7 separate regions of the Homo sapiens genome follow, and all the other regions are linked to region 6. A link is a contact called in ENCODE Hi-C or POLR2A ChIA-PET data. All regions are on one chromosome and are shown on one strand. Each heading gives the region's core, a stretch centred on a gene start or an enhancer-like site at or near the end of the contact. The rest is flanking DNA. Distances are from core to core; before and after follow the strand shown. Region 1 has its middle 96 kb from the start of SERTAD2. Region 2 holds the start of LINC02245 (long intergenic non-protein coding RNA 2245). Region 3 holds the start of LINC02576 (long intergenic non-protein coding RNA 2576). Region 4 holds the start of SLC1A4 (solute carrier family 1 member 4). Region 5 overlaps LINC02245 (long intergenic non-protein coding RNA 2245). Region 6 holds the start of LINC00309 (long intergenic non-protein coding RNA 309). Region 7 holds the start of CEP68 (centrosomal protein 68).

Evidence for each region. A loop is a pair of places that touch in the nucleus more often than their neighbours do. ChIA-PET counts read pairs that join two places held with the same protein, here RNA polymerase II (POLR2A). Pooled maps may share reads with other maps.
Region 1: a loop to region 6 is called in a pooled map, with 4 times the contacts of the local background. The contact joins the enhancer-like site here to the promoter of LINC00309 in region 6. A Hi-C loop is called at or near these places in 2 of 37 single-sample maps with no recorded cell type and 10 of 50 pooled maps. POLR2A ChIA-PET finds 5 or more read pairs at or near these places in 2 of 52 experiments (OCI-LY7 and activated naive CD4-positive, alpha-beta T cell).
Region 2: a map with no recorded cell type shows a loop between it and region 6 (2.4-fold over the local background). The contact joins the promoter of LINC02245 here to the promoter of LINC00309 in region 6. A Hi-C loop is called at or near these places in 13 of 37 single-sample maps with no recorded cell type and 5 of 50 pooled maps. POLR2A ChIA-PET finds 5 or more read pairs at or near these places in 2 of 52 experiments (GM12878 and OCI-LY7).
Region 3: a map with no recorded cell type shows a loop between it and region 6 (4-fold over the local background). The contact joins the promoter of LINC02576 here to the promoter of LINC00309 in region 6. A Hi-C loop is called at or near these places in 1 of 37 single-sample maps with no recorded cell type and 2 of 50 pooled maps. POLR2A ChIA-PET finds 5 or more read pairs at or near these places in 1 of 52 experiments (activated B cell).
Region 4: a loop to region 6 is called in a pooled map, with 4 times the contacts of the local background. The contact joins the promoter of SLC1A4 here to the promoter of LINC00309 in region 6. A Hi-C loop is called at or near these places in 7 of 37 single-sample maps with no recorded cell type and 11 of 50 pooled maps.
Region 5: a pooled map shows a loop between it and region 6 (2.2-fold over the local background). The contact joins the enhancer-like site here to the promoter of LINC00309 in region 6. A Hi-C loop is called at or near these places in 9 of 37 single-sample maps with no recorded cell type and 4 of 50 pooled maps.
Region 7: a pooled map shows a loop between it and region 6 (3-fold over the local background). The contact joins the promoter of CEP68 here to the promoter of LINC00309 in region 6. A Hi-C loop is called at or near these places in 4 of 37 single-sample maps with no recorded cell type and 9 of 50 pooled maps. POLR2A ChIA-PET finds 5 or more read pairs at or near these places in 1 of 52 experiments (activated naive CD4-positive, alpha-beta T cell).

Annotation. Positions count from the first base shown.
Region 1 is chr2:64,748,503-64,751,803 of GRCh38, forward strand. No RefSeq gene overlaps it. Among named protein-coding and RNA genes, the nearest start is that of SERTAD2, 96 kb to the left of the region's middle. RefSeq lists silencers at 1,820-1,889, 2,221-3,220. Within about 2 kb of position 1,594, at least 36 of the 41 ENCODE cell types and tissues checked have a DNase peak (open chromatin) inside an H3K27ac peak, as active enhancers do; they include OCI-LY7, where a contact is called at or near this core.
Region 2 is chr2:64,930,979-64,934,142 of GRCh38, forward strand. LINC02245 (long intergenic non-protein coding RNA 2245) reads right to left here and starts at 1,469. Exons shown (of 3, transcript NR_036586.1): 1 at 1,367-1,469. RefSeq lists enhancers at 1,844-1,983, 2,024-2,093, 2,134-2,283.
Region 3 is chr2:65,029,310-65,032,741 of GRCh38, forward strand. LINC02576 (long intergenic non-protein coding RNA 2576) reads left to right here and starts at 1,418. Exons shown (of 3, transcript NR_183398.1): 1 at 1,418-1,503; 2 at 1,637-1,950. RefSeq lists an enhancer at 1,768-2,631.
Region 4 is chr2:64,987,780-64,990,856 of GRCh38, forward strand. It overlaps SLC1A4 (solute carrier family 1 member 4), which reads left to right and starts at 1,620. Exons shown (of 8, transcript NM_003038.5): 1 at 1,620-2,391. The coding sequence starts at 1,865. RefSeq lists silencers at 930-1,629, 1,840-2,019 and an enhancer at 1,622-2,206.
Region 5 is chr2:64,913,053-64,916,599 of GRCh38, forward strand. All of the region lies in intron 1 of LINC02245 (long intergenic non-protein coding RNA 2245), which reads right to left. Among named protein-coding and RNA genes, the nearest start is that of LINC02245, 18 kb to the right of the region's middle. RefSeq lists enhancers at 2,440-2,519, 3,433-3,547. Within about 2 kb of position 2,244, at least 6 of the 41 ENCODE cell types and tissues checked have a DNase peak (open chromatin) inside an H3K27ac peak, as active enhancers do.
Region 6 is chr2:64,204,088-64,207,405 of GRCh38, forward strand. LINC00309 (long intergenic non-protein coding RNA 309) reads right to left here and starts at 1,398. Exons shown (of 6, transcript NR_033837.1): 1 at 1-1,398. RefSeq lists an enhancer at 163-492.
Region 7 is chr2:65,055,135-65,058,644 of GRCh38, forward strand. CEP68 (centrosomal protein 68) reads left to right here and starts at 1,282. Exons shown (of 7, transcript NM_015147.3): 1 at 1,282-1,394. RefSeq lists an enhancer at 875-1,114 and silencers at 1,215-1,324, 1,405-1,744, 2,375-2,424, 2,435-2,514.

The DNA.
Region 1 (3,301 bases), core at 344-2,843, 540 kb after region 6:
AGACCGGATCTCACCATCTTGACCAGGTTGGTCTCAAATTCCTGAGCTCAAGCCATCCTCCCACCTCAGCCTCCCAAAGTGCTAGGATTACAGGCATGAACCAGCGTGAGGTCCTACTCTTAACCACTACACTAGACACCTCTCTAAGACTGCTGGTGATGATGGGGTAGCTAACCTGGAGTGCTCTGTGACATGTACTCTCATGCAACCTTACAACAACCCCTTGAGAAGTCATTCTTTCCATCTACAGGACAAAACCCACAAAAGCCAGGTTAGAAACGTCCCCCAAGGTCACACAGCCAGTGAGGGATGGTGGTAAGATTCAAACTCTGGCAGCATGGCTCCCTTGTGCTATGAGGTCTTTCAATAATTCAGTCTTACACTCATAAAAAAGGTCACATGATAAAATTTACTAAACAATTCAAAAAGGTTTTGTGTAAGTCTTCCTGAAACACTCTGGAAGGTTTTGGGGCTTATGACAAGCATTTCTTTAAGACAGCATTTACATTTAAGTCACTTTTCATCTTTACTACTTTGGGCTGATCATAAACACATTTCTGCTCTTTAAAAAGAAATATTTCTGTAGCAACTTGGCAGATTTCGGTACAGGAACAGTCTATTCTTTAAAATTAAATTTAGTAACAACTTATTCTGGTTACTCTGAAAGAGAAGGAGAGAATGAACTATTAAGAGGCCTTTCCTGTACTTTAATGTTTCAAAACATGTTTGGTTTGGCCTCATTTGAATCTTGTGGACAACTAGCCCAGAACTTGACTCAAAAAGAGTAATACCATTTTAAAACAGCTGAATTCTAAAAAGCAACCTCAGAAGCCAACTCTGAGCAACTATTTCTCATAATTTTTACTTTTATTTCAAACAAAATATGAAAGATGCATATGGCAACATCCTCATAAAGCATATATAGACAGGTATTTGTACTTCTGAGCTATGGACAACCAAGAAACCAAATCAAAATTTTACAAAATTCTGTAGTATGACATTGCTGAACAAGCAATGAAGTACACAAAAGATGGATATCAAAAGAGAAATAATCCATATTTCTCTCATATCCTTAACATGCTCCATTGTGTCCAGTGACTGAGAAATTTAAAACTCTGTGTTGTAATGCCTCCCTGTAACAGAGGTGAGCTAAAGATGAAGTGTCAAGCTGGATTTCCATCTTACCTTGCTTTCCCCCAACAGGTTCAAAGACTTCATAACCTTTGATACGGACTTGATATTTTTTCAATAGGGAACCCATAAAACTATTTTCAAATAAAAACACTAAGCAATGCCACTAGACAATCTGTCTTTCTCTGCTTTATCGCTGCCCTATCGCCACGCATTAAAATTAAAAATACCTTTCTGCCTTGCCTTTATTGAATAAAAGTTTAACTTTGAATTAGAAGAAAACGTACCCATCGTCCCTTTTACACTTTTTGCAGGTGATAGAATCTATCAGATCACATTGGTGGCTATCACTGCTCTCTAAGCATCCTAAAGACAGAAAGCATGCCATTACCAAATGTTTTATAAGCGTTATAATGCCCCGATGGTGGAAGTCTGGCAATACCTAGATATACAGCAAGGCTGGTGAATAAGGAGCTGAGGGGCGGAGGAAGCGGGAGCGAGGGAGGGAGGAAAGGAGGGAGTCGCCACCTTAAATCCACGCCGGACCGGGAACCTGCAGCCCACAACCTGATCCCTGCCCTCCCCAACAGTGGACCGGCCACCACATTTTTTCAGATCCTCCTCACCCAACCCAGCACAGCACTCACCCTTCTGCGAAGAAGTCGGCACCCAGTCCAGCTCCGAGACGGGTCGGGGTGGCAGCGAGGGAGGGGGCGTCTGGGCTGTGGGCGGGGGGTGTCTGTGCGTCACTCGAGTACAGGACGGTGAGTTCGAGGGGTGGGAGCGCAGAGGAGCGGGGAAATCAAGTCACGGCCGAAAAGGGAGAAGGAGAAACGGAGGGGTGGGGTGATGGAGCGCCCCCTCCCTAAAATAAACCCACCGGCCCCTACGATCTCTGCCCCAGAGAGGGAAAATAAAATCAGGGGAAATAATAGACCAACCAATAAATCTCTAAAACGACGAGGAGCGAGGAACAGACTTTAATTTAAAGGGGGGAAAATTGAGCGAGGGCTGGAGGGGAGACAGAGGGAAGCGGCTCTGGGTCTATCCCATGCCTTTGCAGTCCCCAGGCAGAGGAGGAGGCTGGCTGAGGGGAAGTTGCAGCGGCTCCCGAGGAGGAGGAGGAGAAGGAGGAGGAGGATGTTACACCGTAACAAGTACAGACAGACAGCCATGGATCAGAGGGGCGCTGCAAGCAGGAGCAGGGGCGGCCGCGGCGGGGCGAGCGGCGGCGGGCGGCAGCACCGCCTGCTCGGCTCGCTCAAGACATTTAATTGGATTGATGGGTTGTGCAGTGACTCACAGACTTTACAGAGTCGTACAGCAATCCCCGCCCAGCTGGACAGGGGTGATGCGGCGGGGACGGGCGGGGTAAGGGGGCCGAGAAAGAGGTGAGCTAGGAGGCGGCGACGAGAGGGTGAGGAGCTGAGGGGGCGGAGCGGAGCGGAGCTACCCAATGGTGAGGCCCATCGTTCCGACGGGCGTGGGCCTCGACCTATGGCGGCGCGGCTCGTTAAGCGGCTGGCTGCACCCCTGGCCCAATGAGTCTTCTAAGGACACTGCCGCGAGCGGGGCGGGGGCAGTGGAGTGGGGGGTGGGGAGAGGTGGGTGGACGTTCAAGTGTGGGGTGGAGGGAAGGAGGAGGCGCCGGAGACCCGCGGAGTCACTCGGCCCTCCTCGCTCCAGAAGTGCGCCTTCTGCCAATCCGAGCGCCTCGCGGGAGTGATGGACGCGAGCGTGTGGCCAATGGGGAGGAGAGGGCTTCCGCAGCCGGCCAGAGGGGAAGGAGCGGGCGGGCCCGGCCTCCTCCTCTCCACCAGCTCCTCTCCGGGCCAGCCCTCCCCTCCCGCGCGGCTCGGGTCAGTCACGCAAATAACAGTGTGAGGGCCGGGGCTGCGCGGGGGGGCGGCGGCCCGCTGCTGGCTGCGTGACAGCGATGGGGACTGGCTGTGCTGCCTACTCTGATCCGGCAGGAGGAGGCGGCGGCGGAGGCTGGCTCCTAACTCTGCGTGCAGGCGGCGGCTGCTGCTCAGACTCTGCCTGGCGCTGCCGGGGAGCCCCTACGGCCAAACCCCACTCCCGGGGGACAGCCAGATTTGGAGTGAATCAGATCACGCAGTGCCCACTCTTGGAGACCGCTCCGGGGGAAGTCCGGCGGGGCTGTGTGCTG
Region 2 (3,164 bases), core at 219-2,718, 730 kb after region 6:
CTTGACTAGCTAGAGAAGGAAGACAGAAGAAAGAAAGAGCAACAATGGAGGAGTCAGAGGGCTCCAGGAGGTTGGAGGGCCATGACAGGCAAGAGAGTGCTGCAAACATGGATGATTTTGGCTAAAGTGAGATGTAGGAACTTGGGAATTCATAGGCGACAGGGCTCCTAGTACTGATGGGGTTCAGGCACAAGGAGGTTGGATACTGGCAATCAGGAAATGAAGGGCAATGTCACTAAATGGCTTGAGTCCCAAAGAGATAGTCATTTATTTTAATTTTTTTCTAGAGAAAAACAGTTTAGATGCATTCAGACTATTTTCTGTTTTTTCATTCACATGTTATTTTTTATGGAATGAAATCTATCAATATCTTCCTTTATGGTTTGGGTGATGTTTCAGGGTGTTCAATCATCCCCATTTGCATGGAACTGTTCAGTTTTAGCACTGAAAGTCCCACATCCTGGGAAATTCCTCAGTCCCGGGCAAATCAGAACAGTTGGTCACCTTAGAAGCCATGGACTCTCATACTTCAAAAATTACCAATAGTCTCGCAACCAGTTCTCTCCTTTCATTCTCATCCCTCCTCTCTTGCTGAATTATTATCCAAAATACAAAAGAACAAACTCACAGACTGGTAGGAACCTACATCTTTAATCCTAACCCCCGTTACCTGCTTTGGATATCCAACACTCTAACCAAATAGGCTTAATTAAATATGATTCCCCAAACACCCCCACCCCAGGTGTCTCAGTCACTCTGTGCTGTTATAAATGACTATATACTGGGTGGCTTAGACAACAGAGATTTATTTCTCACTGTTCTAGAGGCCGGGAAGTCAGATCAGGGCGCCAGCATGGTCGGCTCTGGTAAGGGACCTCTTCCTCGTTTGCAGATGACCATTCTCTCGTTGTGTCCTCACATGGCAGAGAGGATAGAAAGCAAGCTCTCTCCTGTCTTTTCATGAAGACACTAATCCCATTCATGAGGGATTCACCCTCATGGCCTAATTACTTTCCAGAGGCCACACCACCTAATGCCATCACAATGGGGACTGGGCTTCAACAAGTCGATTAGGGGGAAGGGGGGAGCCACAAGCATCCAGTCCATAGTACCAGGCTCTCATATCTCAGGCCTCTGTTCCTGGTCTTCTCCTTCCCTGAATTTTCTCTCCCTTTGCAGCCTGCCTGCCTCCCATTCTTCCTTTCAGACCTTCCTTTGAAGCAACCTTGTCTAGGAAGGCTTTGCAACCTGAACTCTTCCTCCTTAGATATTTATAGCTCTTTGAGCTCCTCTATTAATTATAACAAGGTAGTAAGTGACAGAACATCTGACACCAGATGGCTCAAACAAACGAAAAGCACCCTACCTTTGGAAGGTAGATCCACATTCAGGCATAGTCGGATTACAGGATCAGAGCATAGCCATCCAGATTCTGTATCTCTTCCTCCATCTCTCAACTCTAGGTTACCTCTCTCCTCGGGCAGCCCCTCCCCTCACAGCTGTAAGAGCATCGGCAGCTTCTTGGGCTGCATTTTTTCAGGGTATGGGAAAAGAGGAGGAGTTACTATATCAACATCCCCAGAGGCTGAAAATGCCCCTGACTGGACCACTTTATTCCATCGCTGTGGTCAGGAGGTTGTGCAGGGCCATGAGGCTGCACAGGTGGTTGTTATGCATTGCATGACACCAAGAGGTGCCATTCACATAGTCTGCAACACAGCTACCGGACCGAGCACACCCTTTCACCTCTCTGGGTCTCAGTTTCATGAGTCAGATAAGAGTGACAAATCTGAGGTCTCCTTTAGTCCTACAGATCTACCATTCCACCATTCTGTGACCTCCTCTGTTGAAATAGTATTTTAGTGGTTTGGCTATCTTTCCATGAAGAGTTCTTAAACTCTCTTTTTATCTATGTTCATCCCCCTCCAGAATAACAAGTGGGTGGTAAGCTTTTTTAAAAAGAGGAAGCAGAGAAGCCCAAAGAAATTAAGATGTAAAAATAGTACATTGTGAAAATTCTCAGTTCCGTGTTACCACTGGTCATATCTATTTGGCTGGACAAGTTATAATGTAGTCGCCATTTGCTGAGTGTTTGTTACATGCTTGCTTCTAAATGTTCCTTGTGTGTTACATCTTCTAGTTTCTTCTGGTGACCCCCATGGACTAGATGGTACTGTACCTGTTGTTCCCATTTTATAGACAAAGAAAGTAAGCCCTGGAAAGTTGCTCGGGGTGCATGTTCACCGAATGGTGGCATCTGGATTTGAACATATGTTTGCTGGGCTTCACATTTCTCTCTGACCCAACACACTGTGTCACTCCTTCGTCAGAGTCTCTGCTGGAGTTCATCGAGTCTCAACTGGGGGCTCTAGCCCAAGGGAGTGATGTACTTGCTGGTTCACAGGAACATGAGTGTTTTTAAAAGGAAGATTCAATTTTAATATAATTAATAATTATAAATAATAACAATTTTATATTTGGAAATTTTTATTTTCTGACAAAAGTATAGAAAGTAAAATTCAATAAAATACTCTTGGCTGGTTGCAGTGGCTCATGCCTATAATCCCAGCCCTTTGGGAGGCCAAGATGGGTGGATCACGAGGTCAAGAGAGTGAGATCATCCTGGCCAACATGGTGAAACCCTGACTCTACTAAAAATACAAAAATTAGCTGGGTGTGGTGGCACACGCCTATAGTCCCAGCTACTCGAGAGGCTGAGGCAGGGGAATCGCTTGAACCTGAGAGGCAGAGATTGCAGTGAGCCGAGATCGCACCACTGCACTCCAGCCTGGTGACAGAGCAAGACTCCATCTCAAAAAAAAAAAAAATACTCATGGCAAGTGGGGACACACAGACAAGAGAGATGCTTCTTCATGTATCAGAACCTTGGGTCAGGGATGACCTTTGAGACTTGTATGTCGATCTGAAGAAGAAATTGTTTTTAAAAAGCTGAAAAGCACAGATCGATACAATAATGGGCAGGTCTTATTTTAGTTAGTATCTGTTTCAATTCAGTCTCTACTTTGCTGCCCAGGGCTGTGTGTATGCCACTAACCTTTCCCAGGGAGTGCTGGTCAACCAGGAGAGCAGGCTGGATGTTGTAGGGGAGCCCTGCCTCTCCAGGCAGCAGCAGGTAGGTCAAGACTCAGACAGCCTCTCTTCCA
Region 3 (3,432 bases), core at 168-2,667, 830 kb after region 6:
TCACCATATTGGCCAGGCTGGTCTCAAACTCCGGACCTCATGATACGCCCGCCTTGGCCTCCCAAAGTGCTGGGATTACAGGTGTGAGCCACCAAGCCTGGCCAAGAATCAAGAATTCTTTAAGAAGAGACAGTCTTTGAATGGGAAGCTGGCCTCCAGCCACAAATGCTACTTACTACAAAAACCCACGAGGTTACTTATTTGAAAGCCTCAGACAATGCCTGTGGAAAGAGGAAGAAAAGCCACATTCACAAGGATAAATAGGGCAGAGTAGAAGCCCTATCCACTGGTTCTCAATGTTGAAGGCTCATTAGATTCATCCACGCTAAAAAAAAAAAACAAAAAACCAACCCACCAGCACTCCACCCACAAAGATTCTGATTAAACTGGTTTGGGTTTGTGCCTGAATACTGGGATTTTCTTTTCTTTTTAAATTTTTATAAAGGGGAAAGTGGCCTGGTATGGTGGCTCGCTCCTGTAATCCCAGCACTTTGGGAGGCCAAGGCAGTAGAATCACTTGAGCCCAGGCGTTCGAGACTAGCCTGGGTAACATAGTGAGACTCTATCTCTACAAAAAAATTTTAAAAATTAGCCAGGTGTGGTAGCACGTGCCTGTGGTCTCAGCTACTCGGGAGGCTGAGGTGGGATGATCATTTGAACCCAGGAGGTTAAGGCTGCAGTGACCCATGTTCATGCTGCTGCACTTCAGCCTAGGAAACAGTGAGACCTTGTCTTAAAAAAGCCAATACACCACTAGGGTCAGTAAGGTGAGTGGAATCCTGGGGTCCTCCAAACTTCCCTGGCCTTCTCCCCACTTTCCTCTTTATTTTTGTTTTGTTTTTTGCCATATATTGGCATTTTTAAAAAGAGCCCAGGCCGTGTGCAGTGGCTCACACCTGTAATCCCAGCACTTTGAGAGGCTGAGGCAGGCGGATCACCTGAGGTCAGGAGTTCAAGACCAGCCTGGCCAACATAGTGAAGCCCCACCTCTACTAAAGATAAAAAAAAAATTAGCCAGGCATGGTGGCACTCGCCTGTAATCCCAGCTACTCAGGAGGCTGAGGCAGGAGAATCGCTTGAACCCTGGAGGCAGAGGTTGCAGTGAGCTGAGATTGCGCCACTGCGCTCCAGCCTGGGCAAGAGAGAGACTCCGTCTCTAAATAAATAAATAAATAAATAAATAAATAAATATTTTTTAAAAGAGCCCAGGCGATTCTATAGTAACACACAAACAAGGCTGCAAATCCTGGACTGGCCGCTTCACATCCCTTTCTTAGCACAGGTGCCTTCTCTTCCTAGTTAGTGCTATTTGCATGAAGCATTTCCAGGTGACTTTCAACTTCCCTATATTCAAACGTCCTGCCATCCGCTCTTTTGCATAATAAAAGTACATATGCCACACTGAGTATTGTTCTGTGTAAAGCTGATGGTGCTGTTCACATCAGAAATTGCAGCACTGAAGAACAGAGTTCATGCAGACTTTTACAACATGCATCAGCTACAGTGAGTATTCTTGCATGCTTTTGGCCAATGCAAGCTCTCATGGCACGCTGTACTGTAAGCTCCGGGTCGGTGTGCACTTCTGTTTTGTTCCTGCATTTCAAGCCATGCGAATTGACATGTTTTCTTCCCCAAGGCATTTGTTTGTTGATGGTACCAGCTGTCAAAAACCAAGCAAGTGGCAGTGCTAGAGGTGCCACAAAAGTGCGAAGGAAGTGTCAGGCTGGATGTCAAAATGAACACCTTGGAGAACTGGATGATGGAACAGACGGTAAAAATCAGCTAAACATCAGAGAAAATGGAGGAAGAGGTCAAAACTGTGAACAGGAACTAGAAGAAAGTGTAGCAGAAAAAGACTTGTCACAAACTTCGAGAGATTTGGAGAAAATGATGTCAAAACACATCTTCCTCAAGCCCATGCTGAGTATCTCTGATTTGGTTAATTTCTTGGTAAGTGTTCCAAGTACAGACAACAAAGCAGAAAAGCACTGATTACAGGGAAGAATTAAAGAATGTACAGAATTTCTGGGACGGATAGGGAAACAGGTGGGTGGCTAATAGCCAGGAACAATGTAGTTAAGAGTGCTGAGTTTCCGCAGCAGGTGCTTGCCCACACCTGTGACATTAGGAACCGGGCAGTGGAGCCTCCCTCAGAGCTACCCCAATCAGATCTCCCAGCAAGCTCTACCCCATACGGCCCATGCCCACCTTCCCAGCTGCAGCTTCTGAGTTTCACACAGGTGCTCTGCTTGGCAGACCTGCAAGGAAGTCTGAAAAAGCAGTTTGTGGTTTTCCGTCTGTGCAGCTCAGGAAGGTACACCTGATGGGAGTTAGCTGGGCTTTGGCTAGCCAACCTGCAGGGTCTGGAACTGCTTCTGTTTGCAGGACGCATCCCCCTATTCCAGACAAGCTCTGGATTCCCCTAAGTGCCTATTACATGACAAAGGCAGGCTTTGTGAATGAGCGAATACATCAAACCCTCTCATAGTGCTGCTGCCTACCAGCCAGTGGGTCTGTTTCTGTGCTGCCACCAACTTTGTTGAGCAATATTTGTCTTACAGCTATTTTGAGTATTTTATTGCACTGCCTTTGTTCTTTTATTCCACCCCTCTTCCTCTCTCTCTAAGTGAAAGAAGTGAAGTAACGATATTTGTGATAAGAAGTGTAGTCTCATACATTTTATGAAACTGAAACAATTAAAATTACCAGTAGTATCCGAAGCAGCCTATCTATATCCTCAATGAGACCTCAGTGGGAAAAAAGATCTACTGCCTCTTCACCTGTAAATAACACGTGAAACTGCTAAGACCGTGTTATTGAAGAATGTGGCTAGTGGGCAGAGTGCCATTTGGAATTTTATAGTCGTCATTATCTTTCTGGGAGTGGAACCTCCCTTATAACGTGGAAGGCTATTTTCAACTTTTGCACTTTTTTACTTGGATGCCTTTTCCAGACTCTGTTAACGTTTGGAATTGGGTTTCACTCTACAGAGAAAGAGAAGCAGGAGGACAGGTGTAGAGGGGAGGAGAGGGAGGACCGTGGGTCGCAGATTGGGCCTATTCCCCTGCACTCACCACTTTGTCTGTCACTGCCAGCCCGCTCCCCCCTTTTCAGATACCAACACCAGGCCAGGGGTGACAGCCCAGGAAGGTGGCATCCACAGCCCTCAGCCCTCTGTCCTTGTCATTCACTCCTACCAGTCCTCAGCCCTCTTATCTGTCTGGGAGTGAGATGAAGGGCAGCTGGAAGCGGGAGGAAAGGTCCTCTCCTCTCCACTACAGTGACAAGAGGTTTGGAGGAGCTTCTGGGTGAGGCTTAGGGGGTGACCCTCCTGTGCAGAGCGGCATGGGCTACAAAAGAGTGGATGTTTGTCCTGTGTGTGGGTCCCTCCTGGGGGCTAAAATGAAATCTCCTTTCATTTTCTGATATCAT
Region 4 (3,077 bases), core at 370-2,869, 780 kb after region 6:
CAAATATGTCATGACATGTTTTAAGATGACTCCTTTATAGCAAGAAATCTATAGTAAATTGCCTTCCTCCTTAATTGAGGTTAGCCACAATTAAGTCTTCCCTTGCCTGGCACAGTGGGTGGTGCCAGCTACCAAGGAGGATCCCATAAGCCCAGGAACTGGGAGACCAGCCTGGGCAACATAGCGAGACCTTGTCCCAGAAAGAGAGGAAAGAAAGGAAAGAAAGGGAAAGAAGGAAAGAAGGAAGGAAGGGAGGGAGGGAGGGAGGGGGGGAGGAAGGAAGGAAGGAAGGAAGGAAGGAAGGAAGGAAGGAAGGAAGGAAAAAGAAAAAACAAAAGACCACCCACGGAAGTCTTTAAAGAACAATTCACAAGCAGAATAAAAAAATATAAAAATATAATAACTGTGATACAGTAAAAAGACTCAGCAGAAGTTTCCCTTGTAACTCGCGTGGCCAAAGCAGATATCAAATAAAAGATGAAATAAACAGGAAATCCATAGAACGTGAACAATAAGGAACCGTTCAGGATGGCCAAACCGCCGTCTGCGCTGTTTTCTCGCCAGGGCTCAGGCCTGGGAACGGAAGAGGTTAAAATCCAGTGGCTTGTGTTTCAGCTTTGGTTACGTGGCAGAAACCAACTGGAAGTGGTGGCGTGAGAGCTCTGTTTCTTCTAGAAGAGCTTTGCGTCTTAAACGCCCATACCGCAGACAGCTGCCTGGCGGGCGACCCAGCCCCATCCTGATGGCCCCAGGACACAAGCCCAGGAGCGCCCCGGTGCGCGCGGTTCCGCGGCCCAGGGGCGCCGGGTTTGGTGGCACAGCGAGCCCCCTTTCTCTAGCGGTATGGCTGCGTTAGAGCCCTAATGAGCGCGTGCGAAGGCTCCCCTTATTCATCCATCCTCCGGTCCGTCCTTTGTCTCAAGGCCGGGGCCTTGCTGGGCACCATGGCGTGCTTTACCGCACAAGCCCCTGAGGACCCCTGGAAGAAGGGATCTTCCGCAGGAGGGGACGCGACGGCAGGACCGCCCCGGGCCCCCTCACCGCGCCCGGCCCCCTGGCGGGAGAGGCCGGCGAGCTCTGGAGAGGAGCGCGGGCCGCGCGGGGCGAAAGCGCCACCCGGGAGAGAGGGATCCTCCCCTCTCCTCCTCTCTTCTCCCCTCCCCTCCCTCCCCTCCCACAGTCCTCAGGAGGAGGAACGCCGCTGCGTTCTAAGTTCTCCCGGGCCCTCTGGCCCCGAGGACTCAGATCCCGGCCGCGGGAGAGGGCCCGGCAGGTGCCAAGGAGCCCGGGCGGTCCTTCAGCCCGCACTTCCCCGCGGTCGCCCGGAGCCGGCCTCCGTTAGCCGGGCGGGTAGGCGGCTATTGGCGCCAGGATTGGCCGGCGCCGCCCGCGCCCCCGCGGCCTCGGGTGGAGCCTCCCGCCCGGCCGCCCCCTGCGGCACCCGCGACACGGGTGGGGACCAGAGGCTCCCGGCGGCGGCTCCCGGCGGCGGCTCCCGGGCTGTGATTGGCCAGCGCCACAGGGGGCGGGACGGCGGGCGTGAAGTGAGCGGGCTGGGGCCGCTGGCGCGCCCTCCTACTTCCCCGTCTGCGTCCGCGTTCGCGGCTCCCGTTTGCATCATCTCCAGCCGGCGGCTGCTCCAGGGAGGCTGGGCGCGATCCTCTCCGCCCGCGGCTCCAACCCGCACTCTGCGCCTCTCCTCGCCTTTCTCGCACCTGCTCCTGCGCCAGGCCCGGAGACCCCCGGGGCGGCTTCCCAGAACCTGCGGAGCACAACTGGCCGACCGACCCATTCATTGGGAACCCCGTCTTTTGCCAGAGCCCACGTCCCCTGCCACCTCTAGCTCGGAGCGGCGTGTAGCGCCATGGAGAAGAGCAACGAGACCAACGGCTACCTTGACAGCGCTCAGGCGGGGCCTGCGGCCGGGCCCGGAGCTCCGGGGACCGCGGCGGGACGCGCACGGCGTTGCGCGGGCTTCCTGCGGCGCCAAGCGCTGGTGCTGCTCACCGTGTCCGGGGTGCTGGCGGGCGCGGGCCTGGGCGCGGCGTTGCGCGGGCTCAGCCTGAGCCGCACGCAGGTCACCTACCTGGCCTTCCCCGGCGAGATGCTGCTCCGCATGCTGCGCATGATCATCCTGCCGCTGGTGGTCTGCAGCCTGGTGTCGGGCGCCGCCTCGCTCGATGCCAGCTGCCTCGGGCGTCTGGGCGGCATCGCTGTCGCCTACTTTGGCCTCACCACACTGAGTGCCTCGGCGCTCGCCGTGGCCTTGGCGTTCATCATCAAGCCAGGATCCGGTGCGCAGACCCTTCAGTCCAGCGACCTGGGGCTGGAGGACTCGGGGCCTCCTCCTGTCCCCAAAGAGACGGTGGACTCTTTCCTCGACCTGGCCAGGTAACACTCTCCACCTCTCCCAGGGCCCAGTGGGAGACGCCAGTTCTCGGATGCCCTCCAGTTCATACACCCATATGCTTATACACTCCTAAGAGTTAATTCTTAGCTGGCTGCTGGTGGCGTTTAACGTTTTAAAAATATCAAAATGACGTCTGGAGTTTTTGCGTGCTGACCACACCTTTGCAAACAGCTGGGGCGCACCGCACAATCGAAAGAGCAGGGCCGCATCTTTGAGCAAGAACCAGTCCCCACCGTTAGGTGGGCGTTTGTTAGGGAAGAGCCAGCCGCCCCGCCTGTTCTTTACTCCTTATACTCTCGCGCTGCTCTCCCCGGTAAAAATGTTCCGACCACGCCCCAGTGGCTTCGCCTCATTTTCTCCCACATGGTGCCTAAAAGCTTCTGGGAGCATTGGTTAAGTTTTGCCTCTTGGGTCATCCGGCTTGCAATCTATGGCCTTCTCTGTTACAGTCCTTGGCTGCGAAGGAAGCTGGCAATTTTCTGCAGTTATCAGTGGACCCACGGATAATAGGGCTGGGGTTAGTTGAGTGAGACATATTGCCCAGAAATATGCCTCTCCTGAGGGCTTGGGGCTTGGGACAGGTTGCTGTCCACCCCAGTAAAGACCACGGCAGAGTGCTGTGTTTCAAAGGCCTTTCTTTGTGCGAAAGTGTGAGTTCTAGAGGGGA
Region 5 (3,547 bases), core at 994-3,493, 710 kb after region 6:
GATGGAGTGGCGCCGTCTGGAACCGGGACAGCAGTAGTGGCAGGAAGAAGGAAAATGTGGCAAATTGCAAATTGGTTGGTGAGCCTGCCACTGGGAAGTGACCTGTGTCACTTCCACTCGCTTTTCTTTGGCCTCCAACACTGATTCAGAAGGCGGGGAAGTACGATTTCACCATGCTTCCAGGGGGGCAGAATAAGAATATGCAGTGGCCAGCCTCAATGATTGCTGCAATAATTTTCATCTTTTTTTTTCTTTATCCTTTCATTCTTACAAAACTTGCACATGGTAACCAATAGCTCCATTCTAGGGTGAAGGAAAGAGCCTGAGTCTCTGCTGTGGCTGGGGACAGGAAATGCACCCACCTGCCAAGCTGCTGGTGACACCTGGTGGCAGCCAGGAAGCCCCAGACTCCTGAGGGAGGAGCAGTGTCCCTATTCTCCGGCCCCCAGGTGAGAGTTCCCAGCACTGGCTGGCCTGCTGGGCTGAGCAGGTATCTGGGGATGAGGACTTAGGAGTATGAAGGCCAAGGGCTCCCTGGGAGGGAAGAGAAGGTTTCTCCAGAGATGTTCACAGGGCGTGGGATCTCTAGGTAGTAAAAGGAATGCAACCTGGCTTCTTGCTCCCAGAAGGTGAAGCCAGACGTATTGTGATGTGTGGCAATCTAAATGACAAAATACTTTGTGGACACGGTTGGGAAGTACAGATAATGACATTACATCATGTCCATTACATAAACGAAGTGAAAAAAAGGTAGATACAAAAATAAGACTACAAATGACAGTTTGAAAAGAATGTTGTGTGTGTGTGTGTGTGTGTGTGTGTGTGTGTGTGTGTAGCAGGTATGAATAAGTCCACAAACTATATGGGCAAGACATATTTGATTCCTTTATTTCCTTTTAATCAACTTAGTCCTGCCTCTGAGCTCTCATTCATCCTGATAAAAATTTGTCCCCAGTTATTTTTAGGGTTTCCCACTGCCATGGTTGTGCTGGGGTCTCTCGTCCATAGCTGCAAAACACTGGCATTCTCCTGTGATTTTTGAGTCCATGGATACAGCCTTCTTCCACTCCACACAGTCCGTGGAAGCCCCCCATCTGGCTGGGGTACACGAATCAATCTTGGTGGGCCCGGAGACTCGATTCCTCAGAGGCACCCTCTGCAGCGTCACCCCGGAAGTCTTGCCACACCACCCACCCCCCATTCTCACCTCTCCTTTCTGCCTTCTTCCTTCTCTCCCACCTGCCCCTCAGAACACATACTCTTGAATGAGTTTAAGTTTTTCAAGAGGAAGAAGTACATCAGCCTTGCTGAAATAATCGAATAAGGGGATACCAGCAACATGGAAACCAGAAACCAGCCTGGACAACCTGGTGAAACCCCGTCTCTACTAAAAAAAAAAAAAAAATTTCAAAAATTAGCCGGGTGTGGTGATGCGTGCTCATAGTCCCAGCTACTCAGGAGGCTGAAGCACGAAAATTGCTTAAACCCGGGAGGCGGAGGTTGCAGTGAGCCGAGATCACACCACTGCACTCCAGCCTGGGCGACAGAGCAAGTCTTTGTCTCAAAGTAATAATAATAATAATAAACATTGAATGTACCTCTTCCTCAGGGAAAGGAGGTTAAATAAAGCTGGATTTCCATCTGAAAAGGGAGATAGAGGGGAAATATGGACAATAACATATGAAGTAAGAGTCAGAAAAAAATCTGTACATGTAAATAGATGTATATGGAATCACCTCATAATGTCACGGTGATTGTTTATGGAGAGTGAGGTTGCAGGTGAGTTTTATTTTCGACCCCACCTCTGGTACTCATGACCTTTGTGTGGCCCTCTCCCACTCTGTAACAGGGCGAGTTTGGGTGACCTATAGAATACAGCAGAAGTGAAGGTTCGTCACTCCCCACTGAGGCTATATAAAGGGCTGTAGTTTCCATCTTGGACACTGTCTCTCTTGCTCTTTCTCTCACATCATTTATTCTTAAGGGAAATTTTGTCCTGAGAAGCACTATAGAGGGGCCCAGCCATGGCCTCCTGCCAACAGCCACATGAGTGAGCTTAGAACCAGACCCTAGCAGGCCACTGATGCAATCCATCTGTAGTCCCAGCTAGTTGGGAGGCTGAGGCTAGAGAATTACTTGAGCCCAGGAGTTCAAGGCAGCAGTGAGCTATGATCACAACGCTGAAAAAGCAGCAGATCCTGCAACCTGCCAAGGCTTCACATGAGAATAGCCCTGACAACATCTGGACTGCAACCTCTTGAGACTCCCTGAGTCAGAACTACCCAGCATATTTCAGACGAGACCATAAAAGAGGAAGAAAAGAACCACCTGGCTGAGCTGCTCTCAGTGATAGTGAGATAACAGATGTTTGATATTTTAAGCTGCTGGGTTTTGGAGATAACCTGTTACACAACAACAAATAACTAACACAGTATTTTCCCCGCAATTTTCAAGTTCTATATAATGTACATATATTGCCTTACAACCAGAAAAAAAATGTTTTCAAAGATCAAGTAAATCCTTCATTCCAGTGTGATACAGAACAACCTGTTCAGTTGTCTGTCTGAGTACCATCACTGCTTTGCACACCTGTACCCACTGAAGTCCATGTGGTAAGACACCAGCTACACACCAGGGAGGCCTGAACAGGGGTTGGTCTTAATTTGGTTTTGCCAGAGAACTTCGTGTTGCAAAACATCCCATAAAAAGGGATGATTCTTTTCGTGTGATGCAGGTCTTGCAAATGTAGCCAAAAATCAGTTAATTCCCTCAGGAAATTGGATAACATTTAAACCTGGTTAACTGCCTCAAACGTTGTATAAAGTAATAAATAGCATTTGACTATTACCAACAGCTACATTTTGTTTATAGAGGATTTTCTTTCTTTTATTTTTTTTTATTATTATTTTTTTTTAGAGACAAGGTCTCCTTCTGTCGCCCAAGCTGGAGTGCAGTGGTGCAATCACGGCTCATTGCAGCCTCAACCTCCCAGGCTCAAATGATCCTCCCAGCTCAGCTTTTTGGGCACCTGGAACTACAGGCACATGTCACCACACCCAGCTTGGATTTCCCAAAATTGGAAATGTACATTTTTCTTTTGAAGGTCAGTGGGCCTAGAACAAAATGTGGCATGGTAGGGAGAATGCTGTCCTTGAACCTGAAGCCTTCCCTCTGCCAGGAACAGCTCTGTGGCTCTGCAACAAGTCACTTTGCCTCTCTGGCCAGTTTCCTTATATGTAAAACAGCAGTGTTGAATATACTATCTCTAATGACTCCAAAAATTTGTTACCCTATATAGTCTTGCTTTAACCTACCATGGTATTTTGGCTCTTGAATGACAAGCCTGAGCCCCCACTCATGATGGATGTTGCACTATCCAGTATGGAGGCCACTATGTGCATGTGGCTAAATTCAAATTAATTTAAATGAACTAAAATTAAAATGTATTTCTCTGTTGCAGTAGCCATGTTTCAGGTGCTCCATAGCACCTGCAGCCAGTGGCGATGTATGACACAGCGCAGAGTTAGAGCACTTCCACCATCACAGA
Region 6 (3,318 bases), core at 148-2,647:
GCAAATCTGCTTTAGCAGCAGCTCGTTTCAAGAGGCTGGGTGTTGCGGCATTAATTCTCCTGGGTTGGGAGCCTGGGCAGGGTGGGTGTCAAGTGGCTCTGGCAACTGGACCCCTTCGGGGTTGCCCTCAGGATCAGGATGAAAAGGGGGAAGTCAGGCTGGAGCAGCAGCGCGGTTCACGCAGAGAGCACCCCAGGCAGCCACGAACTGGCTTGCTCCGTTCAGATTTCTCTTAAACAGCAGTTTTCCGTTTCTGTTCTATGGCCTCTGAGGGAATTTCCCAAATTAACCTTCACTAAGCTTTCCTGAGGGACTGTTTTTGAGCGCTGATGGGGGAATTTCCCCCTTTTGACCACACTGTTGCCCGGAGACTTGTTGCTGCTCTTCATCTGGGGATTTTCTCACTGGCATTTTGCTACTTCCTGTTTCCCAAGAGTCTCTGCTCTCTGGGAACTGAAGATTTATCAAGAGAAGGGGACAAACAGCCTTTAGGAAAAAGGGGAGGAGGGTGTATTTAATACAGTGGTGCTTTTCTTCCCCTCCTTTAGTTCTTTGCTACAGTAACATTGGATTTGAAAATCAGGCCCAGGGAGCTTGCTGAGAGCTTCGGATTGATTACGCTAAACATTCCACAGGAACTTGAGTTGTACGGTGTAATCACAAATCACATAAATGATTGTTTTATTAGAATATCTATCCTCTATTTGGGATGGATAGAAACCCCTGTGTTAAAAGAAACCACTAAAGAAATCATTACTCCTTTTACTTAGTGAAAATGCACTACCACTTGTTGAATGTTTCCTGTGTGTCAGCCATGGCACTGGGGCTTTGCATACATTTCTCGTCTGATGCTAGCAACAACCTGGAGGAGTAGGGCTTATTCAGACTCATTTAATAGATGAGCGAACCAAGCCTCGAAGAGGCTCTGAGAGGTTAACTGACAACCACATTTTCCCGGCTGGTATTAAGCAAAGCTCCAATTCTGTGGATTCCTAAAGCCTATGCTCATATTTACTCAGCTATAAATTTGTATTGAACTGGGGATTTGTTTCATGGGTCTCTTAGGTGCTATTACCAGGAAAGCAGCAGGAGAGACCCCGAGAAGAAGCAGATCCCCAAAACCAGAGGTGAAAATATTTTAGGGAGCAGTATTGATAGTCCTTGGCTTAACCCTGTGCACTTGCCAGGCCCTTTTGCCATGTCACCTGGAAAAAGCTGCTGACTTGAAAGGTGACAGGAATAAATATATTTAAAAAGCTTCAATTGAACGAATTCATTAGTTCTTTCTCTTAGAGAAACTTTCCACCTAACCACTGCTGTCACCTTGCTACTTCCTACCCTAGCTTTGTACATTTTATCAAGGGTATTAGAAATAATTCCCCTGGGGACAGGTCCCAGAATCTCTCTGGCCCTGCTCTGTGGAAGTTGACATCTAGAGAAAATAATGTTCTGGAATTGCTCTACCTCCTTGACTCTTGATGCTCTTAAGCCAGATGAGTGTCTGTGCATGCATGTGTGCACGTGTGTCTGTGTTCTTGTGGTATGAGGTTCTTGGGGGATGGATTATTAGCCACAGTTGACCTTTGCAAAGTTCTCCAAGTATTAAATATTTTCACTTCCACTGGAGGAGTGATCAGCATACACGAGGGGGTGCTGGAAGCAGCTTGGGGAGTGACCTGGCTGTTCCTGGGAGTTCCTGAGGAAAGGGGGTGCAAAATCTGCATTGGTGCCCCCTGCTTCCTGCACACTTTGCAGCAGCTCTTCCTCTCCAGGGTTTGTCTAGGAGGGCTCCTAGCTGTATTGTCTTCATCCACATAGTGAACTCTGATAACCACCAAATGTTGAGAGTTGACTAGTTGCCTAATAGTTTACCTGCATTGACTTAACTTGATCCTCACCCATGAAGGTAGGCAAAATGATTCCGTTTAAAACAAAACAAAACAAAAACAGTGAGAAGACCAAGGCCCTGGAAGGTTAAAATGGCCCAAACCTACCGGCCGGGCGCGGTGGCTCACGCCTATAATCCCAGCACTTTGGGAGGCCGAGGCGGGCGGATCACGAGGTCAGGAGATCGAGACCTTCCTGGCTAACACAGTGAAACCCCGTCTCTACTAAAAATACAAAAAATTAGCCGGGCGTGGTGGCGGGCGCCTGTAGTCCCAGCTACCCGTGAGGCTGAGGCAGGAGAATGGCGTGAACCTGGGAGGTGGAGCTTGCAGTGAGCCGAGATCACGCCACTGCACTCCAGCCTGGGTGACAGAGTGAGACTCCGTCTTGAAAAAACAAACAAACAAACAAACAAACAAAAAATGGCCCAAACTACCTAACTAGTAAGTCAAGGGGTTGAGATTCAAATATTGGTGGGTCTGATTCATAGCTGTAGCTTTATTATGGCCAGGGGTGGGTGAGTGGAGTAAATCTTATTTATTTTTTAATCACTAGGAAACTATATCCTAGCCTTGAAGTTGCAAATATACAGGCTGTTATCATTTCAAATAATCAGGTGGTAGAAAGAGAGCAAGATTCTAATCAGCACAATGCCCAGGCCAGGGAAGGAACGTGGCGCGACCCAGAGGACCCTGGCTTGACCAAAAGTGGTATTTGGAAAAGGGGGCACCGATCCTCTTTTGTGCTAAAGGGGACATGGTTTTCTTATCTTCACTGTTTCCAAGGCATCTTCTTAGTGGTGGCTCTGCAACTAGAGAGGGCTAAACAAGCAACGCCAGGTTTAGGCTTTCATCCCATTGTGCTTGAGAAAAAAACAAGTCTTCCCAAATCTAGTACTTTACAACACTTCATAATTAAGCAGCCAAGAATCTGTCTTTCAGTGTTTGTGCCCAGTCACTGGTACACATTATAATCAAAATCCCTTTTCCCTTCAAAGCAGAGCATCACTGCCTTTCCCACTATTCTCCTGCAGAAGAGCAGGGGAAGGAAGCACCAGGGTCCATCATGGAGGTAAGAGAAAAGTTCTGCTTCCCATGCCCACTATGATGTATGCCTCTCATGTATCACATGGGGTCCAGGCTGAAAGATGTAATGTGCAAGAACCTCGAGAAAAGCACAGCTGTGTCTTGGTGGAAAGAAAGGCACTTCTATCAGGAGTCTGTCCAAGTTCTAATCGTTACCCTTCTCTCCAAGTGCCACATCTTAATCAATTTCAATCCCTTGAATGTTGTCCCTGTTCATTTTGTGCTGCTATAACAGAATACCTGAGACTGGGTATTTTATAAAGAACAGGTTTCTTTCAGTTCTGGAGGCTGGGAAGTACAGGGTCAGGGGCCTGCACCGGGCAAGAGCCTGTGTTTTGTGTTATCC
Region 7 (3,510 bases), core at 32-2,531, 850 kb after region 6:
CAAATAAAACCATCTGTGGGCTAGCTGCTGCTGTTGTCCAAAGTTTGTGGCCCCTGGGTTAGACAAAACCTCTGAGCTGTCCTGACAGGTCTGGGAAAACCAAACAAGTCCTTGTCTCCTAAACTACCTGGGACTCAAGAGCTCTGTAGGAAAAAATTTGTACCCTGCACCCAGCTGGGGTTGACATTTACAGACGCCTGTTTTATGAACTGGGGAGATATTCAGTTGAAGCCAGATTGCTGAAAGTGCTGCTGAGAGAAAATCATCAGAAGGGAGGGCCTCTTCCCCACGCCACCCTGGTGGTAGTTCCTCTATGCCTCCGGATTCTGCTAAGCAGTAAAAGCTAAAGGGCAGTGTCATTAAGCTCCTAGGGGATGGGATGCAGTGGCTCACACCTGTAATTCCAGCACTTTGGGAGGCCGAGGCGGGAGGATCGTCTGAGTCCAGGAGTTCAAGCCCAGCCTGGGCAACACAGCAAGACCCCATCTTTGCAAAATAGATAGATAGATAGAGATGTATGAAAGTTACTAGGTCCCATGCTGGCAGGGGAGAGAGTGAGCACCCTGGCCTCCCACAAGCTGCCTCCCACTTCCCTCCGACTCCATCACCGATTTCCCATCAGAGCAGGCTGCTCAGAGTGGCTAAGTAGCTACCAGTTCATTTTCCACACCCTTCCCATTCTCCACGAGCCAGAGCTCCACCTCCCCCCAGAAGCTGTCTTCAACCACCCGGCCTGGGGAGCTCCCCTCAGCACTGGCTCCCCGCCCCGCCTCGCAGCACCTGTTCGGGCCTCGGTCGCGCCGCCGGGTCTTGCAGACGCGAATGTAAACAGAAACACAGTGAAAGGCGTTCGGAGAGCCTCGTGACTGCGGCACGGCGGCGAGCCGGGAACATCAGTGCGTCCAGAGCAAAATGAACGAATGTACGCATGACTCCTGGAGCGACCTTCACGAGGGAAAGCGCGCCCCCCGGCACCCACCCCTAAGCGCCCCAAAATGACCAGCCTTTACACAACCCAGCTCGCAGGCGAAGCTGAGGTCGGAGCTCCAAAAGCGAGGGAGGACAGCCGCTGAAGAAGTCCCGGCTTCCCATAGGCCAGGACGAAGTAGGGGGCGGGCTCATCTTGCAGGAGCGTCCACGTATTGGTGGAGCCGCGGACTTAGAGCTGCGATTCGCTGCGCGAAATTGCCGAAAGCCCTCCCGCGGAGGGAGAAGGGGCGGGAAGAAGGGCGTGGTCAGCGCGGCCGAAGGGCGTGGTTGGCGCTCGGTCCTGCCCTGCGCGTTTTGGGCTGCGGTTGGAGGGCCGCAGTTGCAGTCAGGGTCCGCCAGCTCGGGGCCAGCGCATGGGGCTGCTGAGACCGCTCCGGACGTGCGAAGCGTTCGCGGTGCGGTAGGTAGGCAGTGTCCCGCGTGCGGGTGCTGGTGTCGGGGGTGCCGCGGCGCTGGGGGCGGTGGCCCGGGCTAGATCCGCGCGCGCGCCCGGCCCCCTCCCCCGCGTCTCTTCGGTGCCTGCGGGGCCCTTGCGGTGCGGGCCGTCTGGCCTCGCGTCCCCGCCGGCAAGGGCACAAAGGCTCCCTGGGGGGCGGGGGCGCCTCGTGCCTTCGCCTCCATCTTGCGAGCGGAACGGCGTGTGCTGTGGCGGCCGAGGGGTCGGGGCCGAGGCGGGCGGCTGGGCTTGGGAATGCCCGGGCGCGGCGAGGGAGTGCGCGAGTCCGCGCATCTGGCGGCCGAGCAGCTGCGCCGCTGGTCGGCCTGGGCCCCGGGGGAGGTCACTTTCCCTCAGGCCTCTCCCGGGCGTGGGCTGTTTACCCAGCTCCCCAGTCGGGGCTAATGCAGCTCGGGCCTTTCCCCCTGGAAAGATGGAGACCAGTGATGTCTTCTTATCGCCGCGCCCAGATGCGGAGAGAAAAAATCAAGATGTCTCATTTTTTTTGCCTCGGAGGGCTACCCTTTCTAACTGTCATCACTAGAACAGTTCTCAGCAGCCTGGGGACGAATGTCCAAAACCTGTTCCAGGCCCTTGATGATTAGTAGGTTGGGTTTAGTGTATTGTTTGTAACAAAAATGAGCGGAAGCCTGCCAGGGCAGATTGGACCTCACTGGGAATTCATCAGGACCACGAAGGGAGGTAGCGTTTGTAAATAATCTAACAGTTCTCAGATCTAGGGTATGAAGAGTGTTGTGTTAAAGTGTGTAACAAAGGTTGTTGGGTCAGTTTGCCTTGGGTTTAGTTGAAAGATCTAGAAGTCACCACTTTTTACTTTGTTCCCTCCATTCCCCTTTCCCACCCTCTGTTGAGTCAATTCTGGCCCACTTAGAAAACAACAACAACAAAAAACCCAAGGAATTCAGTTTAACCTCTTTTGCGCAAAGCTTTTTAAAGCACTTCCCCACCCTGCGACTGATAACTCCTCCCTTTTTTGGGCTACCTTCTGCAGCCTCTGTTTTTACTCATCACACTGTATTGTGGTTTCCCCAGCCCCTAGCACAATGCTTGGAACATAAAAGGCACTCAATGATGGAAGGAAGCCAAAAGGAAACAAAATCAGCGTGGTAGTCTAAAGGTGACACAACAGAAACATTTATTTAACTTCTTGAGCGAGTTATTCTTACAGGTTAGGAAGGCAGCTAAGCTCAGGCTCTCTAAGTCAAACAGGCTTTAGCTCTGCCATGTTACTAACTCTGATTAATTTTTTTTTTAATGGTGATGGGGGTCTTGCCATGTTGTCCAGGCTGGTCTTGAACTCCTGGGCTCAAGCAATCCTCCTGCCTCTGCCTCCCAGAGTGCTGGGATTACAGGCGTGTCATTAAGTTATTTAACTTCTCCGTGCCTTGGTTTCCTCATCCTTAAAAATGGGAATAATAGTAGTACCTGTGTGGTGAGTTATTAGGATTAAATAAGATATTGATGTATAGTGCCTAATATAGTTCCTGGCACAAAGAAAATGATCAGTAGCTGTTAGCTGTTAGCAGTCGTTAGGAGAAAAATAAATGGATACTTGAATACACTCACCAATATGAAATATCTGTATAGTACTTGACCCTTCAGGATCTCTCTGTTTTTTGGTCCTTATCCGATCCCTTTTTTTGAGACAGGGTCTCACTCCATCACCCAGGCTGGAGTACAGTGGCATGATCTCAACTCACTGTGGCCTCAACCTCCTGGGGTCGAGTCCCTCTCACCTCAGCCTCCCAAGTAGCTGGGATCACAGGTGCACATCACCAGGCCCAGCTAATTTTCTATTTTGTTGTAGAGATGACGTCTCTCTATATTGCCCAGGCTTGTCTTGAACTCCTGGGCTCAAGCGATTACTGGCATGAGCCACGGTGCCTGACACCTTATCCGATGGCTGATTTTTTTCCTTTTTTTTTTTTTTTTTTTTTTTTTTGAGAGGGAGTTTCACTCTTCTTGGCCAGGCTGGAGTGCAATGGCACAGTCTCAGCTCACTGCAACCTCTTCCTCCCGGGTTCAAGCAATTCTCCTACCTCAGCCTTCCGAGTAGCTAGGAT